Regions from separate parts of the Homo sapiens genome. Here region 2 is linked to region 1. Evidence: chromatin loops called from intact Hi-C (ENCODE). Cell type or tissue: mammary epithelial cell. All regions are shown on one strand. Links, peaks and the distances in the headings refer to the core of each region. The heading gives the core; the rest is flanking DNA. Region 1 holds the start of L3MBTL2-AS1 (L3MBTL2 antisense RNA 1). Region 2 overlaps RANGAP1 (Ran GTPase activating protein 1).

Region 1 (5,369 bases), core at 262-5,261:
GCTCCTAGTTCGGAAAGCATTATGGAATGGTGCTGAGAGTTAATTCTCTATAACCTGATCATCCTTGGAATGAATTTTACTTTTTAAATTTTTTCATTTTTTATAGAGACAGTATCTCACTATATTGCCCCGTCTGGTCTCGAACTCCTGAGCTCAAACAATCCTCCTGCCTCTGCCTCCAAAGTGCTGGGATTAGAGGTGTGAGCCACGAAACCTGGCCCTGGAACAAACTTTAAAAATTGGGGTTTCCAGCCAGGCACGGTGGCTCACGCCTATAATCCCAGCACTTTGGGATGCAGAGGATCACCTGAGGTCAGGAGTTTGAGACCAGCCTGGCCAAGATAGTGAAACCCCGTCTCTACTAAAAATACAAACATTAGCCGTGTGTGGTGGCCAGGTGGCCTGTAGTCCCAGCTATTCGGGAGGCTGAGGCAGGAGAATCGCTTGAACCCAGGAGGTGGAGGTTGCAGTGAGCCGAGATCGTGCCACCGTACTCCAGCCTGGGTGACAGAGCAAGACACCATCTAAAAAAAACAAAATAACAAAAACAAACAAAAAAATTTGGGGTTTCCAAGCCTGCCAAGCTCTGTGTTCCCTTCTCCGGTAAAAGAATCCTTAGAAGTGGGGCAAAAATTCCAGTGGGTGGGATTTTTGTTTTATGAAGCCAACTCCTGCCTACAACACTGTTCACCCATCTAGAGATGTCACTCTGCAGACACATCCCTGGCCCTGCCCTGGCCAAACACTCACCTGCTGTCTGGATGACAGAGGCGATCCAGTACACCCGGCTGGGGAGCACAGCATCACTGTTGAGCACCTCCACCTTCATCCCTTTCATCACATCCTCCCACTGGTCATAGAGTGGGACCTGTGTGGCGATGAGAGTGTACCGAGAGAGTGAGCTAACTGTGCTAGCAGGGGAGACAGACTGCCTCACGGCCTCAGTCAAGTCCTCGTTTGCACCTCAACTTTTCACATCACCCACTGTGTGCAGAACCAGCTACTAGAGATAAAGAGATGAGGTCTCCTGTCCTTGAAGAGCTAAGCCGGGAGTAGAGGTGGAGGTGGTGGGATGCAGGGTGATGGCTAGAGACCCAGAGTCAGACAGAACCGAGTCCTAAAATCTTTATAGGACTGGTTTCTTACTGTATCATTTTGGGCACATGATGCCTTGGTGAGCCTCGATCCCTTCGTCCCTGTGCCAGCCCGAGCAATGGCAGGGCGCTGATATTAGCACAAATATACTTTCCTTCAATCATCATACAAACCTGGGCTGTGGGCATTATGACCCCCTTGTTTACACACAGCCATCCACCTGCAAGTTTACTCTCTACCTCCCCTCCTACTGAAATGCTCCAGGGGGCCAGGCATGGTGGCTCACGCCTGTAATCCCAGCACTTTGGGAGGCCGAGACGGGCGGATCACCTGAGGCTGGGAGTTCGAGACCAGCCTGACCAACATGGAGAATCCATGTCTCTACTAAAAATACAAAATTAGCCGGGCGTGGTGGTGGCACATGCCTGTAATCCCAGCTACTCCGGAGGCTGAGGCAGGAGAATCGCTTGAACCTGGGAGGGGGAGGCTGCTGTGAGCTGAGATAGTGCCATTGCACTCCAGCTCTGGGCAACAAGAGTGAAACTCCCATATCGAAAAAATAAATAAAATAAAATAAAGTGCCCCAGGACAGCACTGGACTGTTTCAGTTGCCTTCCCAGTACCTAATCCTCACTTTCCTGCCAATGGTACTTTTGATTCTCCTTTGGGAGAATCACTTTTTTTAGAGTCTTGCTCCGTCACCCAGGCTGGAGTGCAGTGGCGCAATCTCAGCTCATTACAACCTCCGCCTCTCAGGTTCAAGGGATTCTCCTGTCTCGGCCTCCCAAGTAGCTGGGATTACAGGTGCCTGCCACCACTTCCAGCTAATTTTTGTATTTTTAGTAGAGATGGGGTTTCACCATGTTGGCCAGGCTGGTCTCGAACTCCTCACCTCAGGTGATCCACCCGCCTCGGCCTCCCAAAGTGCTGGGATTATAGGGGTAAGCCACTGCGCCTGGCCAAATTCACCTTTTTTATTCTCAGCCCTGGCTTCAGCCAGTTGAGGTATCCCATTCCATCTCCCTGGTCACTTGAGTTTAGTTCATCACAGAACCCGGACACAGTTGCGCTAGCCCAGGCACGCAGGGGCAGGCTTTTTACAAAGCAAATTGGATTATATGTGTTAGACACAAGGATGATGCAACTCCCTGGAAATGAAAATGCTGAAACTATTAGAGAATTCAGGGCAAAAAAGAGGCTCCCCCTCCAGCAGGAAGGAGGTGCACCTTCATTAGCCATTCAGAGACGAGAGGAGTGAGTTAGCTGAGTCAAGAAGCAGCTGTCATTGTTCAGGGCACTCCCCAGAGTTCAGTGGCAGTTCTGAAAGGAGGAGAGGAAGTGGCTTACTCTGGGTAAAAGACTCCCTACTTCCTCAAGACTAAAGAGGCCTCCTCCTGGATTTCCCGGAGCTTAGGGACGTGGTGTGAAGACAAAACAAGAGTGCTGTTGTGGGCTCTGCTCTCCCGGCCTGCAGGCTCCACACGTCACAGCTGCTGGATATTCGGTTCTTGCGCTCAAGCCCCGCCCCTAAGGGCCTTGCCCTTCGTTCTGGCTTTTACATGATCCGCATCGAGGAGCCTTTTACAGAAGTGGCTCCAGGAGCATCCACATCTGCCTCTCGGGGCCCACGGGGCCCAGGCCAGCTACAGAAGCACCCTGCTTTCCATGGGAAAATGCTGCAAATGGGGGAGAAAGGAGAGAAGGGTTTCAGACTGCAAAGACCCTTCGACATCAGCTAGCACCAAGTTCCATCATGTAAATAAACTGAAGGGCTTCAGACCGGGAGTGAAGCCAAGCAGGTGATAGAAGTGTTTGTAGGAGGATTTTTTTGACATAAACATGAAATGGAGCGAGTGGTAACGCCATCCGTCTCCTGCCCAGACCTCCCCACTGTCACTGTCCAGCCTGAAGCCGCCCTGGTGAAGCAGGTGGAGGAGCAGCTCCAGGCCCGGCTCCCCGGCCTCCCTCCCTCAGCTCCAGGGCACTCACGTGCTTGAAACAGCTGACGGGAGCAGCCTTGTAACTGTGATCCTTCAGGAACTTCCCCCAGTCGAAGCCCAAGACCAGAGCTGCAGAGCAGAGAGGACGAGTCAGACTAGGAGCCTGCGCAGCAGCCACTCCAGGAGCCTGGACCCCAAGGGCCCTGTGGGACCTGCAGAGGTAGGTCCCCCACCCCCAGCAGCCCCTCTCACAGCGCTGCCCACGACACCCTCCTTCACTCCCATACCTGATCCACCAGTGGCCATGAGGGACCACTGTTGAGGACTGAATTGAAAGGTGGCAAGACTCTCAGGAGTAGAGGAACATTCAAAGGGAAATTTCTCGCCCTTCTTCCCCCAAAGGGGAAAACTGAAATATCCCTGGGCTTAAATTCCTCCCTCCGCCCTGAACCTGATTGGCCACACCCAATCTAAATGTGGGGGAGGGGGTGCGCACACACCAGGGCCCCTCCAACTGAGCTCCGGCCTGCTGAGCTCAATTTCAGTTAGAAACTCAGAACAATGATAGCAGAGTTGCTTTATGCATACATTTAACTTGCTTAGCAATTGCTACACACTCAGAGAGAGGCTCCTTTCCTTATCCCACCACCCCTCTCCAAACCTGCCTTCAAACCATATCTGGGCCTTCGTTGCCCCAGGGAAACAGAAACCAAAAGGATAAAAGCAAAGAGAAACAAAAACAGCCAATTCTTGGCTTTTGAATTATCATGGGTAGGAGTCCTGATAATTTAAGGGTGTTTGAAGGCATTTTTCTGGGTAATTTCCACAATACCCAACAGGTGAGGAAGATGCAATCCGCAGTGACCCTGACTTAGGGCACTTTCTACCTGGCCGGTTTGCCCAGTCTTCATTCCTAGGAAAGGCCACCCCAAACCCAGTCTCCTCCCCAGCCACGGCAGCTTCCTAAGCAGGGCCCTCTGCTATCTTACCGTCTTGTCCTGTTGGTGTCCCATCTGCCAGCTGTCCTGTCCCTTGAGAGTGGAGGAAGGCTCCAATTTTGGCAGACCAGGCAGCCTTGTGCAGGACTTTGGCTTTTTTGGTCGGTGGTTTTCCCTGGAGAGGAGGACAGAGGCTATGTGTAGCCTGGCGGCTGGGATCATGAGTCTGGATTTGGGCCGCCAAGTTGAAGTCCTGGGCTTGGGCCAGTGACTTAACCTCTTTTGGGCTTCAGTTTCTTCATGTGTGAAACAGTGATGACAATAACAATCCTGAGCTCAGGGGGTGGTTGTGGGGAAGCGTCGGGGGTGCTAGGGGGTGCTAGGCAGTGCTGCAGAGCAGGGAGAGACCCATGTTCTATCTTTTAAGCCTTTCTGTCCTCCCAGATTCAAGTCTCAGTCATCTCCTTCCTCCAGTGTCGCTACTGATAGATCCAAAGCAAAGAATGGGCCTCACAGGGGCCCAGAAACGCTCATGAACTGGGAGGCAACCTTCTGTACATACGCGAATGTTTGGGAGAGGGTCCACATAGGCGAATGTTCGGGAGAGGGTCCACATAGGCGAATGTTCGGGAGAGGGTCCACATAGGCGAATGTTCGGGAGAGGGTCCACATAGGCGAATGTTTGGGAGAGGACCCACAGCTTTCATTAGGTACTCAAAGGGGGTCCTCCCTTTCCAAAGGGAATGGCCACTGATCTGGTCTGTATTTTGTAACTTAAGTACTGAACAGGAAGGCCAGGAATTTACTAAAGAGATCAGTGAAGCAGAAATCTGGGTTTAAGTCCCAAACAAACCTACAGGGCAAATCCCAGTTCTACAGTTTTTAGTTGTATACCTTTAAGTAAGTTACTAAAATTTCTGAGCCTTTATAAAAAGGAATTTTTTTAAAAATCAAATTTTTTAAGATCGTTAATTGGACTGAGAATGTCAAGCCCTTAGCAAGTACTCCCAAACCATAGCTATTAATATTACCAATATTATTCTTAGCTCTCGGAAGAGAGGGATCTTTCGGTGCCTTAAGTAAAATCTACAAAATGGGGAAACAATGGTAATTGTCTCACAAAGGCGACAGTGTATGAAGCAGTAAGCAGAAGGATCTGGGACACAGCAATTTCTAATAAACATCGGTGGTGCTCAAACTTCGCTGCACATTAGGATCACCTGGGAGCTCTTCCAATCTCTGTCCAGGCTACACACCATCCCAGTTAAATCAGAACCTTTCGGAGTAGGACCCAAGCATCAATATATTTTACATAATATTTTCCCCCCAGGCTGGAGTGCAGTGGCACGATCTCGGCTCACTGCAACCTCCACCTCCCAAGTTCAAGCGATTCTCC
Region 2 (5,369 bases), core at 116-5,115, 63 kb before region 1:
GCCCCCCAACCCCCCCCTTTTTTTTTTAAATCACATACTAAATGTGTCATTTAGAACATATGCTTCAAGAGGTCAGGGTTTATGCTTCCTTTACTGCTATACTGCTGACCTGGAACAACATCCAGCACACAGTAGTAATCAATGTGTTTTTGAATGAATGAGTGGACACCTTACCCAGGATAATAATTCATGCTTATTGATAAAGGCAGACAAACCAGGGTTATAAGTTAGAACCCAGAGGAAGCCTAGGGGTGGGAGGATTCAGGGTATCACAACTGTATCTGAGAATGAGGAGGTTGTAGGAGGAGGCCTTTCGGATAGCACCCCCTAGTTCTGCCCCTCATATCTGCTTCCTTGGTCTCTCCTGATTACTTGCTGTTTCTTTTCTTTTTTTGGAGCATCTCACAGATACGTTTATTCATACCACAAAGTAAACACTATTCAGGTATGTAGTGATGTTCCACGTTCCTGTCTAATATAGCTGGCTTCAATTTATAGGCAGTACACATTGAGACATTTAATCTCACATGTACTCCAAGTAAAGCTGGAGTACCATGAGCAGGCGCAGGAGTTCTCAAAGCTTTACTTGTTTTAAAAATTTTCATTTATTGGCCAAGCGTGGTGGCTCATGCGTGTAATCCCAGCACTTTGGGAGGCTGAGGCGAGTGGATCACGAGGTCAGGAGATCGAGACCATCCTGGCTAACACACGGTGAAACCCTGTCTCTACTAAAAATACAAAAAAATTAGCTGGACATGGTGGTGGGTGCCTGTAATCCCAGCTACTCAGGAGGCTGAGGCAGGAGAATGACATGAACCTTGGAGGCGGAGCTTGCAGTGAGCCCAGATGGCGCCACTGTGCTCCAGCCTGGGCGACTGAGCGAGACTCCGTCTCAAAAAAAAAAAATTCTTTCATTTATTTAGTTACTTTTAGAGATAGAGCCTCCCGCTGTTGCCCAGGCTGGAGTGCAGTGGCAGTCATAGCTTACTGCAGCTTTGAACTCCTGGGCTCAAATGATCCTCCTGCCTCAGCCTCTCCAGTAGCTGGGACTGACTACAGGCACGTGCCACCACACCCAGCTAATTTTTATTTTTATTTTTATTTTTTTGAGACAGGGTTTTACTCTGTCACCCAGGCTAGAGTGCAGTGGTGAGATCATGGCTCACTGTAGCCTCTGTCTCCGGGGCTCAATCAATCCTCCCACCTCAGCCTCCCCAGTGGCTGGGATTACTGGTGCACACCACCATACCCTGCTAATTGTATTTATTTTTAGTAGAGATGGGATTTTGCCATGTTGCCCAGACTGGTCTTGAGCTGCTGGGCTCAAGCGATCTTCCCATCACAGCTTCCCAATGTGCTGGGATTACAGGTGTGAGCCACTGTACCTGGCCAGCTTTACTTCTTTTACCAGCACTCCTGATTTTATAAATAGTGAGGCTTATCAACCCCATTTCTACCCAAATCTTCTGGTAGACTTGAGTATAGTAGGGCTTCATAGGTAGCAGCCCTGTCCCTGTCCTATTATGATGGTAGCTGTTGTGATGTGGCGATCTCTGATCTAGAAACCCCTGAGGGGCCATTGTGGCCTGCCCAGTCTCCCGGCCACGGTTGAAACCAGACGTGCAGTGGGGCTGACCCCTGTGCCCCACCCCAGAGTCATGCCAGCGTGGGTGGTGGGGCATTCTCTGGGATGAATGATCTGGATCCCATAGCCATCTGTGTCCTGTTTGAGGAATGGGACCCTCAAACAGAGAACAGCCAAGATGCTCAAGCAGGTGTGTGCTTGGGCCAGACTCTGCAGCCTTTGGTTTGGGACTTGACTGCCATTCACTGAAGGGGCCCAGGAAATGGGCAGCTCACATGGTGTTGCTGGGTGTCCAGCTGCGGCAGTTTAGCAGAGGAGGACTTGTAATGAGATGGTAGCTTCTTATAGGCTAAGACATGATTTTTCTGTTCTTTTACTACCTCCTGCACCTTCTAGAACTGTTCCTTCTCTGATGCTGTTTTCCTTTCTTCCAGTGATTTATCTCTAGGGTCTCCATAGCAGGGGAGGTAGGGTCAGACTCCTGAGATGGCTGATGTCCTACCCTGCCCCCAACCAGGGGCCCCAGGAGACTCCTTTTTCTTACTGCAACTTTGGCCTCCTCAGTCTGCAGATCTCCAGGGGAGCCCACCAGCCTAGTCAACATGGCCTCGGAAGACATTGCCAAGCTGGCAGAGACACTTGCCAAGACTCAGGTGGCCGGGGGACAGCTGAGTTTCAAAGGCAAGAGCCTCAAACTCAACACTGCAGAAGATGGTGAGTTTCTGGAAGTTGTGCACTGGTGTGTCCAGGGGAGGAGAGGGAGTGTACTGAACTCTTACTGGTTGTCAGGCTCTTTCTGCTACATTGTCTCCATTATTTGTCCCAGCAGCTCTGTGAGGTATCATTGGGCCTATTCTAACAATGAGGCTCAGAGATCATTTGCCCAGGAGCAAGCTCCCCTGCACTTTCCATGTTTGTATTGGGCATCCCTTTGTGCCCTGCCCTTTCTTTCTCAGGAGGGGATGATAGGTAATGAGGGGCCACAGTTAGTGCCAGTCCCAAGATACAGCCTCTGACTCTGACTTAATATCCGGTGTTGTCCCCACCCTTGCCCTTAACCCCCATGATCCCAGGCAGGCCTGGGAATAGCTGCAGCTTTCCCCAGAGCTGAGGCTCTGGTGGAGCTGCATTAAAACAACCTGGGCCCTCTTGGGAGATGCTGGTTCATGCAACCAGATGTACCTGGGAGAGGGATGGCTGTCTGTGTGTATACAGGTATTGCAACCACAGAAAACTAGGAACCAGAGAGCAGACCCTGTCTTTTCATCCCTTGTCAAGGCTTGGCTGCCACTGACCAACCCTGAATCACCTGGCACCTGCAAGTGAAGGCACCTGCATCAAGTGAGGCCTCCTGGGATTCTGGCCCAACCAGGGGAACTGGTCTGGACATGCCTGGTTGTCATGTTGTGTAGGCAGCCTTGTTCTCCTCTCCAGGTCGGAGGCTGCTTGAGTCCTTGGGTAGCTGGGAGCGTGCTGATGCATGTTCCTAACATCTCCATAAGGTCTAACGTTTATAGACTTCCTCCCTGTGCATTTATCACTTTTTTTTTTTGAGATGGAGTCTCTGTCACCCAGGCTAGAGTGCAGTGGCACGATCTCAGCTCACTGCAAACCTCTGCCTCACGGGTTCGAGCAGTTCTCCTGCCTCAGCCTCCTGAGTAGCTGGGATTACAGGCGCCCACCACCACACCCGGCTAATTTTTGTATTTTTAGTAGAGATAGGGTTTTGCCATATTGGTCAGGATGCTCTCGAACTCCTCATCTCAGGTGATCTGCCCACCTTGGCCTCCCAAAGTGTTCGGATTACAGGCGTGAGCCACTGTGCCCGGCTTTTTTTTTTTTTTTTGAGATGAGTCTCACTCTGCCACCCAGGCTGGAGTGTAGTGGTGCGATGTTGGCTCATTGCAACTTCTGTCTCCCAGGTTCAAGCGATTCTCCTGCCTCAGCCTCCCAAATAGCTGGGACTGCAGGCTCACACCATCACGCCTGGCTAATTTTTTTTTTTGAGACATAGTCTTGCTCTGTTGCCCAGGCTGGAGTGTGGTGGTGCAATCTCAGCTCACTTTAACCTCTGCCTGGGTTCAGGCAATTCTCATGCCTCAGCCTCCTGGGTAGCTGGGACTACAGGTGTGTACAACCATGCCCAGCTAATTTTCTTTTCTTTTTGTTTTTTTTTTGAGATGGAGTCGTGCTCTGTCACCCAGGCTGGAGTGCAGTGGTGCAATCTCGGCTCACTGTAAGCTCTGCCTCCCTGGTTCACGCCATTCTCCTGCCTCAGCCTCCTGAGTAGCTAGGACTATAAGCACCCACCACCATGCTCCGCTAATTTTTTGTATTTTAGTAGGGATGGGGTTTTACCATGTTGGACAGGCTGGTCTAGAACTCCTGACCTCAGGTGATTCGCCCGCCTCAGCCCCCAAAGTACTGGGATAACAGGCGTGAGCCACTGTGTCTGGCCTTCAGCCTATTTTTGTGTTTGTATTTTTATTATTATTATTTTTTTTGAGACGGAGTCTCGCTCTGTTACCCAGGCTGGAGTGCACTGGCATGATGTTGGCTCACTGCAGGCTCCGCCTCCTGGGTTCATGTCATTCTCCCACCTCATCCTCCTGAGTAGCTGGGACTACAGGCGCCCGCCACCACGCCCGGCTAATTTTTTTGTATTTTTAGTAGAGACGGGGTTTCACCGTGTTAGTTAGCCAAGATGGTCTCGATCTCCTGACCTCATGATCCTCTCACCTCGGCCTCCCAAAGTGTTGGGATTACAGGCGTGAGCCACCGTGCCCGGCCCCTTATTTTTGTATTTTTAGTAGAGACGGGGTTTTGCCATGTTGGCCAGGCTGGTTTTGAATTCTTGACCTCAGGTGATCCGCCCACTTTGACCTCGTTTATCACTTTTGATGCTTGCGTCACCCTTGTGGGAGATAGATTGGAATGTTGCTGTTTTATAAATGAGAAAAAGGAATTTAGGAGACTTTAAGTAACTTGACCAAGGTCACACATTTGATAAATAGCAGAGCTAGGATTTTCACAGAGGTTCAGTGAAATCCCTATTCCTGTGCTTCTAATTAGACATTGAGCTCCGTTTAGGAAACAGAGATTTGATGGCAAATGCCATTTATTGAACACCGTGTCAGATAAGGGTATTAAGTGCCAGATAAATAGTATCTCAGTTTATCTTCACAAAATCCTTTGAGATAGATTGCATTTCCATTTTGCAGATTGGAAAACTGAGGTTTAGGGAGGTGGTATGACATGCCTAAGGGCACAGCTTTAATGAGTAGAGCTGGGATTAGAACTCAAGTTTGGGCCAGGTGCGGTGGCTCACGCCTGTAATCCCAGCACTTTGGGAGGCCGAGGTGGGCAGATCACCTGAGGTCAGGAATTCCAGACCAGCCTGGCCAACATGGAGAAACCCTGTCTTTACTACAAATACAAAAATTAGCCGGGCGTGGTGGTGGACACCTGTAATCCCAGCTACTCTCCGGAGGCTGAGGCAGGAGAATCGCTTGAACCCGGGAGGCGGAGGTTGCAGTGAGCCGAGATGGCACCACTGTACTCCAGCCTCGGTGACAGAACGAGACTATCTCAAAAAAAAAAAAAAAAAACTCAAGTTTGGCTGGCTCTGAAATCCATCCAGTTAACTTCTTTACTCTCCCAGCACAGGCTGAATGTGGTGTCTCCCATTTTGTAAGTCCCCAGGGGTGCCCAGCTTACCCAGCTCCTAAGAAGCAGCAAATCTGGAATAGGAATGATATACCCAGGTAACTAAGTGAAGGCAAAA

The links. A loop is a pair of places that touch in the nucleus more often than their neighbours do. Peaks named below come from ENCODE experiments on the same cell type or tissue, not always from the same donor. Only the 100,000 strongest peaks of a DNase experiment are listed, where the experiment ranks them.
Region 2: a loop joins it to region 1, with 2.3 times the contacts of the local background. A loop is called at or near these places in 16 of 110 quality-filtered maps.

Annotation. Positions count from the first base shown.
Region 1 is chr22:41,214,918-41,220,286 of GRCh38, reverse strand. L3MBTL2 (L3MBTL histone methyl-lysine binding protein 2) reads right to left here. Exons shown (of 17, transcript NM_031488.5): 4 at 4,025-4,148; 5 at 3,085-3,164; 6 at 751-868. It overlaps L3MBTL2-AS1 (L3MBTL2 antisense RNA 1), which reads left to right and starts at 2,660. Exons shown (of 3, transcript NR_148200.1): 1 at 2,660-3,255. RefSeq lists enhancers at 1,092-1,788, 1,789-2,486. In mammary epithelial cell, for the core only: no CTCF peak of the experiment used is centred there; no DNase peak of the experiment used is centred there; H3K27ac peaks cover 581 bases.
Region 2 is chr22:41,277,863-41,283,231 of GRCh38, reverse strand. RANGAP1 (Ran GTPase activating protein 1) reads left to right here. Exons shown (of 16, transcript NM_002883.4): 2 at 2,150-2,299. The coding sequence starts at 2,188. Among named protein-coding and RNA genes, the nearest start is that of RANGAP1, 5.6 kb to the left of the region's middle. In mammary epithelial cell, for the core only: no CTCF peak of the experiment used is centred there; a DNase peak (open chromatin) is centred at 2,981; H3K27ac peaks cover 552 bases.